Linked DNA regions of Homo sapiens: region 1 is linked to region 2. A link is a loop called in an ENCODE intact Hi-C map of the cell type or tissue named here. Cell type or tissue: MCF 10A. All regions are shown on one strand. Links, peaks and the distances in the headings refer to the core of each region. The heading gives the core; the rest is flanking DNA.

The links. A loop is a pair of places that touch in the nucleus more often than their neighbours do. Peaks named below come from ENCODE experiments on the same cell type or tissue, not always from the same donor. Only the 100,000 strongest peaks of a DNase experiment are listed, where the experiment ranks them.
Region 1: it touches region 2 in a loop (16-fold over the local background); 80 of 110 quality-filtered maps call a loop at or near these places.

What each region holds. Positions count from the first base shown.
Region 1 is chr2:191,153,274-191,158,658 of GRCh38, reverse strand. No RefSeq gene overlaps it. Among named protein-coding and RNA genes, the nearest start is that of STAT4, 5.0 kb to the right of the region's middle. In MCF 10A, for the core only: a CTCF peak has its summit at 2,851 (motif pointing right); a DNase peak (open chromatin) is centred at 2,848.
Region 2 is chr2:191,049,692-191,055,076 of GRCh38, reverse strand. STAT4 (signal transducer and activator of transcription 4) reads left to right here. Exons shown (of 24, transcript NM_003151.4): 14 at 543-587. Among named protein-coding and RNA genes, the nearest start is that of STAT4-AS1, 31 kb to the right of the region's middle. In MCF 10A, for the core only: a CTCF peak has its summit at 2,704 (motif pointing left); DNase peaks (open chromatin) are centred at 2,736, 4,256 and 4,756.

The DNA of each region.
Region 1 (5,385 bases), core at 142-5,141, 100 kb before region 2:
TTGGTCTGACATTCAAATTTAACTGGCAGTCTTATTTTGTTTTGCTAAATCTGGCAACCCTTCCCTAGTGGATTACCTGCTCATGTTAAACACACAGCTAAGCAAACAAACAAAAACCGTGAAACAATGATTTTTCAGAAATTGACAAATAGGCAGTGCAAGAGAAGTGAACAAATGAGGCAATCTTTATGATTCTCATAGCTTACTTTCTGGAGAAAGTTTCCAAGCTCCAGCACAGAAAGAGGAAGCTCAAATAGAGCCTGGCATTCTCTCAGAGTTGAAGAGGCAGAGTTGAGAGTTTGGTCAGAATTTACGGGGCAGAGTACCAGGAAGAAGACTGCAAAGGGCTCCCCTTGATTCTTCAGCTGAGTACTGAATAGTCCATGTTTGCAAAGGAACTACTCAAAGATGTGGGGAGGACTCACTAAAGAGGAGCAGGTGGAAAAATTTCTGGAGCTCACACAAGGCTAGGCATAATTTATATTCTCAACAGCCAGAGTGGAAAAAGCTCTTTATACTTGATGAAAGCAGAAATTAGAAATTGTTAAATTGGATAAAAAAGCAAGACCCAATTATATACTACAGACAAGAAACACATTTCAAATATAAATAAATAAGTAAAAAGTAAAATATTGGGAAAATGATATATCATGCTCACACTAATCATAGACACCTGCAGTGGCTATATAAATATAAAACAAAGTAGACTTCAGAGCCAAAAATATTAACAGAGATAACAAGGGTCATTTCATAAAAATAAAAGGAAAATCATCAAAAGGACAAAACAATTATAAATGTTTATGCATCTAATAACAGAGCTTCAAAATACATGCAATGAAATGTGAAAGAACTGAAAGAAGACAGACAAATCCAGGATTATAGCTGAAGATTTAAATATTCCTCTGATAATAGATTGAATAAATGGGAAGAAAATCAGGAATGATATAGAAGACTTGGATAATACTATCAACCAACTTGACCTCACTGAGATTGCAAAAACTCTTCACCCAACAGGAGCAGAGAAGACATTCTTTTAAGTGTCTTAAACATCGACCAAAACATTCTCAGCCATAGATCAAGACTCAATAAATTTTAAATAATTCAAATAACAAAAAAGTATGTTATCTAACCACAATGGAATTAAATTAAAAATGGATATGAGGAAAATATTGGAAAATGATCCAAATGTTTGGAAAACAAAAGTCACAATTCTAATTAATTAATTAATTAATTAAAACCCAAACATAAATCAAAGAAGAAATCACAAGGGAAATTTTAAGTAGAATAAATGAAAATTAAAATACAGCATATCAAAATTTGTTTGATGTAGTTTAAGCAATGGAAAGGAAGAAATATGCAGATGCTTATATCAGGAAAGAAGAAAGATCCAATCAATGACCTAAGTTTCTGCCTTAAAATATATAAGACCTGTAATCTCAGCACTTTGGGAGGCCGAGGCAGGCAGATCACGAAGTCAGGCATTCCAGACCAGCCTGGCCAACATGGTGAAACCCTGTCTCTACTAAAAATACAAAAATTAACTGGGCGTGGTGGTGCGTGCCTGTAATCCCAGCTACTCAGAGGCTGAGGCAGGAGAATCACTTGAAACCGGGAGGCAGAGGTTGCAGTGAGCCGAGATTGTGCCACTGCACTCCAGCCTGGGTGACAAAGCGAGACTCTGTCTCAAAAAAAAATATATATATATATGAGAAAGAAAGCAAACTGAAACAGAAGTAAATAAAAGGAAACGAAGAGTAGAAGTCAATGAAACAGAAGGCAGAAACACAATAGAAAAAAATCCATGAAACCAAAAGTTTGTTCTTTGAGAATATAAATAAAATTGATAAACTTTTAGTAAAACTGTCCTGGGGGGGGAAAAAGAAGACACAAACTACCAATATCAGAGTGGAGAGAGGTAAGATTATTACAGATTTTCCAGCTATTAAAAGAATAACTGGGATAAAAGGGAATTAAAAGAATAACTTGCTAAAAGGGAATATTATAAACAACTTTATGTATATAATAACAGCTTAGATGAAATATATAAATTCTTTGAAAGACAGAAACTGGCAAAGCTCACTCAAGAGAAAATAGGTAACCTAAGTAGTCCTAGATCTAATAAATTGAATTTGTAGTTTAAAAATTTCCCACCAGAAAAAAACTCCAGTCAGAGATTACTTCACTGGTGATTTTTTTTTCAAACATTTAAGGAAGAAATAATACCAATTCTACCCAAGCTTCCAGAAGACATTACAAGAAAAGAAAACTGTAGACAAAGTGTGTCCAGCCCATGGGCTGCATATGGCCCAGGACAGCTTTGAGTGCGGCCCAACACAAACTCTTAAACTTCTTAAAACGTTATGAGATTGTTTTAAAGCTCATCAGCTATTGTTAGCGTTAGTGTGTTTTATGTGTGGCCCAAGACAATTCTTTCAATGTGGCCCAGGGAAGCCAAAAGATTGGACTATGCAATGATCCTCTCTTTTTTGGAATTCATGTTTAAGTCATCAAACTTATTTCCTCTATAGCTCTCTGAGCAAGTTATTGCTTTTCTCATAAGAGCAGATAAGATTTTTAGTAAAGCAGAATGGTTATGGGCTTTGTTTCTGGAGCTCAGACAGTCCTTAGTTTGAATCCCAAATCTGTCCTTACCTCTGATAAGCCTCACTAAAGCTCACTAAACCTCTGTCCCCTTATCTGCCAATTGGAGATAATCATGATATTTAATCCTATGGAGTGCTGTGAGGATTAACTAAAACAATGCATTTGAAGTTCTTGGCACTATGTCTGGCATGGAGGTATATGACTATGATTTGTAAATTGCAATGCTTCTGAGATGGCAGTAGAGGGAGCAGAGTCAATGGGAACTGGACTTCAGAAAATTAGCAAGATTGATATTAAACCCTTTTACAAGACAATGTTCCTGTTCTGATGGAGCTAGAGCAACCTGCACACAGATGAGTCGATGAGATTCACACCAGGCCATCTTATCCCAATAATCCTTGCTGTCCCACTCATGTGGTACTAGCATATGCAACCAGGGAACTCAACGCATCTTTCTGCGTGTACATATTGTCTGTCCAACCTCCAACTCCAGCTCACCCCAGTTTCCTCAGAACACTTAAGAGGGGAGAGGAGAAGTATGGTGATATCACAAAACTGAAACTAGCAAATGTTTATATTCTTTGTACAAAAATTGGGAGAAGGTGGAGCTGGTTTACCTCCCTTACAGCGGCAAGAGTGATATCCTCTCTCTTCCTCTCTCTGTTTCCCACAAAAGCAGCTCCACTGGGCAGAGTGGGAAAAGCACAATCAGAACCGATTTTGAATCCACCCTATCTTCTATTTACAACTGTGAACCTGCCTATCCCACCCAGACTCTCTTCATCTCCATTTCCGCTCTGTACAGCAAGGTGGCAGGGAAGCTGGAGGGTTAACCTGGTGAGTGCCAAAGTTACCCATAACTTGTTTATTATTCTATTATTAACAGCTATTGATTCAGCATTTAACCTGATCCCATTTCTTACATTATATCTTTGACTTTTCCCAGCAATTTCAGGTGGGACATAATATCCCCACTTTTATAGACAGGGAGTTTTGGGGTTAGAGAAGTTAGGTAACTTATATAACTTTGTGCCACTAGAAATTGACACACCAGAACTAGAAGCTACTTTTCTGAAAGTCTTTAATCTGGGATTTTCTTCTTAGCATGATGCAGCAAAAAATTAGATATAGGGCTTATCACCAGGGCAACTGGGTGGCTGTTTGAGAAAGGAGACAGGAATCTGTGGGGGCCTTTGAATTTGGAAAACCTTCCAGGGGTTTCATTTTAGCATTTGGTTTGTTCTTCATTTTACTTCGAATTTTTTTATGTCTTTGTCTCTGAGGGACTGACAAGGCCAGGGCCAGTGTAGGGTCAAGAAACTGCAGACCTGCTTATTTAGTTTTGATTCTAAAAAAGAGAAACAAATTGGACATAGAAGCGCCCTTTCTTAGATGTCTTCCTCCACTCATGAAATACAGAAGGAAGACAGAGGTTCAAGGCAGAAGATTTAACCAAGAAAAAAGTGCGTATTTGGGCAGAGAGTCCCTCATGATAGACATCTCTGGATAAACGAGTTACAGTTGGCAGCATATGGCAAATAGAGCAGAGGTTCTCTAAGTGTTACCTGCAGATCCCTGGGAGTGGTCCCCGAGATCTTTTTAGAGCATCTGCAAGGTTAAACTATTTTTATAATAATACTAATACAGTTTTGTCTTTTCACCCTGCTGACATTTGCACCAATGGTACCAAAGCAAAGGTGGGTGAAACTGTTGGGGCCTTAGCACAAAGCAAGGAAGTGGTGCCAAATTATACTAGCAGTTGTATATTTCACCACCATGCACTTACAATAAAATGCCAGTTTGACTTAAGAATGTTTTTGATGAAGCAGTAAAAATTATTAATTTTATTAAATCTCAGACCTTAAGTACACGTCTTTTTAATATTCTTTGTGATGAAATGGAAAAGGCACATATTAAAGGATGATGGTCATCTCGAGGAAAAGCACTTGCGTGATTGTTTGAGTTGCCAAGACGAGCCTGTCACTTTAAGGAAAACAACTGGTAGTATCTGCTGCCAATAATAAAACTGAGCTTTCAAGCAAAAATTAGAATTTGAGCTTGACTGCTTCCCAGTATTTAAAATACTTACATGATGAGATCAACATTGATATTACCTGACATGAATTTCTGAACACTGTATGATGAAATGTTGTATTCATTGTATGATGAAGTAGGCAGCATTTAGAAAATCTGCATACTTCAGTGGACCAATGTTTTTTAAATGACCAGTGTCTGACATTGCAAAATAATTTGTGGGTAATAGTTTCATTCAAAATATATACAACAAAAGATTTGAATGTAACAGTATACATAAAGTATATGTTTACATAAAGTATACATAAAGTATATGTTGATAAGGTTTCAGATTTCACAATGCAACTAGCCCTTCAGAAACTACCACTCATTGAGTTTTGATGTGGTATCAAAGAAGAATAATTATTTGAAAAGGTCATTATAATACTCCCCTTTTCCAACTACATAAATGTGTGAGTCCATACTTTCTTCAAATATGTCAACCAAAATAATACTTTGCAGCAGATTAAATGCAGAAACAGATATGAGAATCCAGCTGTCTTCTCTCAAACCAGACATTAAAGAGATTTTTAAAATGCCACTCTTCTCATTACGTTTTTCATGTTGGAAGATATATTTGTTTTTCTTAAAACATGTTTAACATGGAGTGGGTTTATTATTGTCATTTTGAAGGAATAAATACATATTTTAATTTTTTCTCAGATTTAAGTTTTAACACAGTAAATAAAAATTTCATCCAGAACAGTA
Region 2 (5,385 bases), core at 320-5,319:
ATAATACACACTATAAAATTTGTTTTCTGCCTCTTTTTTTCATTCAGTAATCTACATCAATGCACATTTATTTTGTGTCAGTAAGTCTTCTTCCCCTGTAATGTCATTTAATAGCTTACTATGCTATATGGTACACACTGCCCTGTAGTTTATTTTTCTAGTCTTCGTTAGACTTGGTTTCTCAGGGATTGGGAATCATCACCTACAGCTTAGCTAAAATGATGCTTTCCAGGCGCCAAGGAGTGCTGTATAGATTCTGAAAGTTCCCAGCATGATTTCCTTTTTCGAAAATGTTGACTGAAAGCTAAAGTCTTAGTGATATGCCAACTCCAAGTTTCTAAAGTGGCATCCCATGGGGTGAGACAGGAAACTCCTCTCTGTCAAATCTGGGCAGTTGTGTCAGGTTTCAATGAGTTTGAAAATATGTTGCTGTTCTAGAAGTCAAAACTGTGGCCAAGAAAATGACCGCAACAGGTACGACCAACTTAATATGTAGCTGATAATGCTTTTCCATCTAAATATTGTTGTTTTCTTTTACAAAGCAACCAAAGGAAATGAAGTCCAGTGCTGGAGGTAAAGGAAATGAGGTAGGAAATGTTTTCTCCTATAGAATTTTTCTGGAAACAGATCTTATAATATCTTATTTTTACAAAGCTTTTAAACTGCTTGACTTCATATAAAATCAAATTCATGTTTTTCTCATTATAGATGTAAAGCTTGATAATTGCAGACAATATGAGGAAGTTTTTCAAAAAGAGAAAATGAAAATAACATATTATATGTTATCAACACCCTCCAAAGAAAATAACTATTAACATCTTGGTATACATCATTCCAGTCTTTTATTTATCTATATATTACTTTAAAAATATATGATACTCATTGCTTCATAGCCTGCTTTTTTCACATAGCAATGTATCTTTTTTTTCTTTCTTTTTTTTTTTTTTTTTGAGAAGGGTCTCACTCTGTTGCCCAGGCTGGAGTGCAGCGGTGAGATCTTGGTTCACTGCAGCTTTCGCCTCCCAGGCTCAAGTGAACCTCCCACCTCAGCCTTGCAAGTAGCTGGGACTATAGGCATGTGCCACCATACCTGGCTAGTTTTTGTATTTTTCGTAGAGACAGAGTCCCACCATGTTTCCCAGGCTGGTCTTGAACCCCTTGGCTCAAGTGATCCACCCACCTTGTCTCCCAAAATGCTGGGATTATAGGCGTGAGCCACCGTGCCCAGCCCGGAGAACAGTTTTCCATAATTTTAAATACTCTTGGAGAACATGATTTACATTGCTTGCATTACATTACATTTTATAGGTGTGCCATAGTTTCTTTAGTCAGTCCATTATCAAGAAATATCTTTGTCATTCTTCATTTTTGTTCACTCATTTTCTCACATATATGAAGTCAGGCTGAAAAATTATGATATGTGGGGTAAAAAACAACCCTATTATTTTGAGATATCAATTACCTCGCTCTCTAATGTTTGCATTTCACTAGACAAATTGAATGAAAGAACAAACTGATGCAGTCTGAGTACTCCGTTGAGTTGATGATAGAGTAGTCAAATCATGAACTGGACATGACCTTGGAGAACATCTATTGAGCTGACCTCGAAACTAAGGCATAAGTCAATGACCTATATATTTGGAACTAGAAAACCTGGGTTTGAGTACATGCTCTGCCAGGGCCTGAAAATGTGACGTTTGGCAAATGAACTGATGAGGAAATACTGCATTTTTTTCCTCTAAGAGAGCAGGATAGTCATGCTCAACAGCCCGTGCTCAGAGGTGCTGCAGGTGTAAAACCACCTACGTGATGCAGTTTTGAAGCAGTGAGGTTTATTTCTGGGGTGGTTCATATGGATCCAAACTCTTGGCTTTATAGTCACAGCTCCCATGAAAAAGATCTTTGAATTGTTTGGAGGAAAAGCACTTTATAAATCCAGCATCCAATGACATCCAATTTATCACACCTCACAAAACCATAAAGATCCATCACAAAAGATTTAATGCCCTACCATTTTGCCCTCCAAGAATTCTTCATTCCCTTAATTGTGTCTTAAAGATCATTTGCCAAACATCATAGCCTCACCAAAGATGAGCTCAGTCTTCCAGGGTAGAATCGCTGCTCAGGGCACAGCTCCCTAAGCAGGTCTCTGCAGTCAAAGAAATCACAGGAGCAGAGTTTTGGGGTTTAAGGAGATTCTAGTAAAACGATTGAGTGGAAGATATTCTTCCCAGCTTATAGAAACCCATAAAGGTTTTCTAAACTTCCTAGTTAAACATTGGCACATTTTAAATAAAAGCTCATTTCACACATCTCCTTGGAATTCTGGCTAGAGTTGCAACATTTCATTCAGTTTGACATCTTGAGTATTATTTATGAATCTGAACAGACTAAGCATCATTATCCTGAACTTGTCTTAAGTAAAGCAAATCAAATAAATCCAAATAGCTCAACTCTTGTAGTATATTGTCATCTTTATGAATGTAAAATGAAAATCTTCACTTGAATTTCCCTAGAGACGGAAATCTAGGTAAATCATCTTCCACTGTAGAAAAACCAACCACTGTGTTATTAACACTGTCTACTTATATTGCCTTCAATTTATTTCCTCTTATTTTCTGATGAATAGCAAAATCATACAGTCGTATCAGAATGATTTTATTTCTTCCCTTTTTTTCCAGGTTTGCCGAATCGGGTTAATTTTATTTTAAGCTATTCTTTGAGCTCCACCTGTTGGCAGAATTTTAGTATGACTCCTAGGTACATTTAAAAACAAACCACAGATTGAACCGTGTCTTGTGTGCAGCAGTAACAGTTGACTAGTCATGAAGTACATGAAGGAAGATAAACCGGGAATCAGGGGCTTGGCCATTCAGTAGGGATGATCACACAAAGGTTAGGAAAGAGTGAGGAAAGAACGGGCAATAAAGTGAAGTTCATAAAGTCATGAGGCCAGGGATTGTGGTCACAAATTACAGGAAAACAGGAAGCTAGAATATCGTAACCTCGTTTTCAAGTTTCAAAAAGTTGCTATTGCTTATCTGTGAGCACCTGTAGCCTGCTAAGAATGTCTTCAACAATCCTCGTGTGGCATTTACTATATACTGGACACTAAGAGCTTCACTAATACTGATTTCTGTAACTCTTGCAACAAGACTGTGAAGTAGGTACTATTAGCTTCATACTTATTTCAGTTATGGAAACTGAGGCACAGAGTGGTCACACAGCTTACTCAAGATAGTGGGGGCAGTTGATGGCAGGGCCAAGATAAAACCGTGGCAGTCTGATCCCGTGTCCCTGCTCCTGGCCCCTCTGCTATGCTGCCTCTGGGTCGCAGAACCTTCCCTGGGAGAGGCGAGCTGGTTGGCACTCCTACTGCCCCGTCACCTCACCCCATCTATCTCACAGAGTGTCTGCACCTCACCCACCTGCTCCGAAATCATGTCTGTCTCACACCATAATTTAAAATAATGCTTCCTCAGAAAATGTTGTTGACCTCTCTTGTCTACTGTGTCTCCTTTTGCACTTGTGTCGTGCCTCAGTGGCATAGTGGAGTTAGCAGTGTTGGTTTTTGCCTCTTCAGGCAATCTGAGCTTGCACAAGCCACTTAGCCTCTCTAACTCCCAATTTCCTTATCTACAAAATGGTGCTAATGTTAACCTACACTTCTAAGGGTTGTTGTGAGGACTGAATGAGCTGTGTGTGAGTCAGTGGTGGTGGGCTGTGTAGATGTTGGTGATGGCATTTACAGATCAGCCTCCTCTCGAGGGAGCAGGTGTCTACACAGATGGGAAAACTGGGCTCTAAAACGTGATACCTAACTTCAGACAACTGCTGATCTTTCTCCTTCTCTGCTCACCTGTCAAGTGCTCTGCTGGAGATGTGGTCCCTTTCAGGGGACCCTGGCACTTCCCTCTTCCAGCTCCAGTTCCTTGAAACCTCAGGTCACCATTTGTGTATGCCCCTTTATGGGATTTCATGTCTGGAATTCCTGCTACCACTCCAATGCTCTTCACCTCCATCACACACACACCCACACGCACACACACAATTTTGGGTCGCTCCATTCTACTTTTTGGTTGTAAGACTTTGTATCAGATAGTTATTAAATGATTGACAATGGACAAAGATGTCATAAATGATAGTTTCACTAAGTTGCCATTCCAGACCTCCCTAGATTTGCAGCACCCTGTGACTGTTTGAGATTACCCAAGAAGAGCTGAGCTGTCAGGACGTACAGGGGCTCCTGGCTTTAGGATTGGGTGAAAGGAAGAAGTTGCACAAGACCCATTTTCTTCCCAGAAAACCCAGAGATGCCAAAGAGGTACCTCAGGAACCCCATTTGCCCTGGGGGTTGGGGAAATGTGGAGCTCTGGCTCCCTCATGCCTGTTTCTATCAAGGCAGCTTTATTTTATATATTTACAGATGGAAACTCTGGTGGGAAGTTTACTTTCAAGAATATGTACCAAGGTCAAAAAAAAAAAACATTTGGACTCATTGGACTAGACAATCTCTGAAGTCCCTTTGACTAAGATTCTTTAATCCTCAGAAGTGCAACATAGGGTAGGAGCTTTAGATTTTTAAAAATGAATTTAACTTTAAGAATTTGCTTTGGAATTTCACAACATTCCTTGAGGAATCTGTAGACACGCTATCATAAAATCAACTTTAGCAATCACTGCCTTTCTCTCCACTCTATTCTCTCCTGGGAAGAGTCAATGTGAATAAACAATTTCATCACCTAGAAAGTGGCCAGACTTTGAGGCCATCAATCTGTTCCTGTAAAATAAACATTCCCAGGAAGCAACCTTTCCCTGGAGGTACTTATCTAGCAGGGAGCCAGCTAGAGAGTGATTATTGAAATGTGAAAACTGTTTGAATAGAGAAGCTGGAATTGCAGTTTCTCCAGTTTGCTCTTTGTCAGTGGGCTTTAACTGATAAATGACAGTTTTAGCCACAGACTGAGGTGTTAGGTAATTTTGTTTATGTGGTGGAAAGTCATGAAGCACAATGAAGCTATTAGTAAAGCCTGGGTGACTTGAGTTTCATTTAACAAAATAGCCAAACAGATGTTCTTTCAAGGTTCAGTGTTCTCAAACACAGACGCGCTACTCACACCCCAGCTAGCCCAAGCATTTGCACAGCAAGTTGATTTCTCGCTGAACTAATTTAAAGAGTTGCAACACTTTTTTGAGGGAGAAATTGTACAAAAATATTACTAAAACCTTAGACTTTGTAGAATGCAGCAGAGGGCTTTATGAGCTAAGCAGTGCTGTCATTTTACATTCCTCTCTTCTGATTCTGTGATTCTGTGATTAAAGGCTATCTCTCATGTGATTAGACCACTGTTTCCCTCTCTTCTTATTGTTTCCCAGGATCTAACC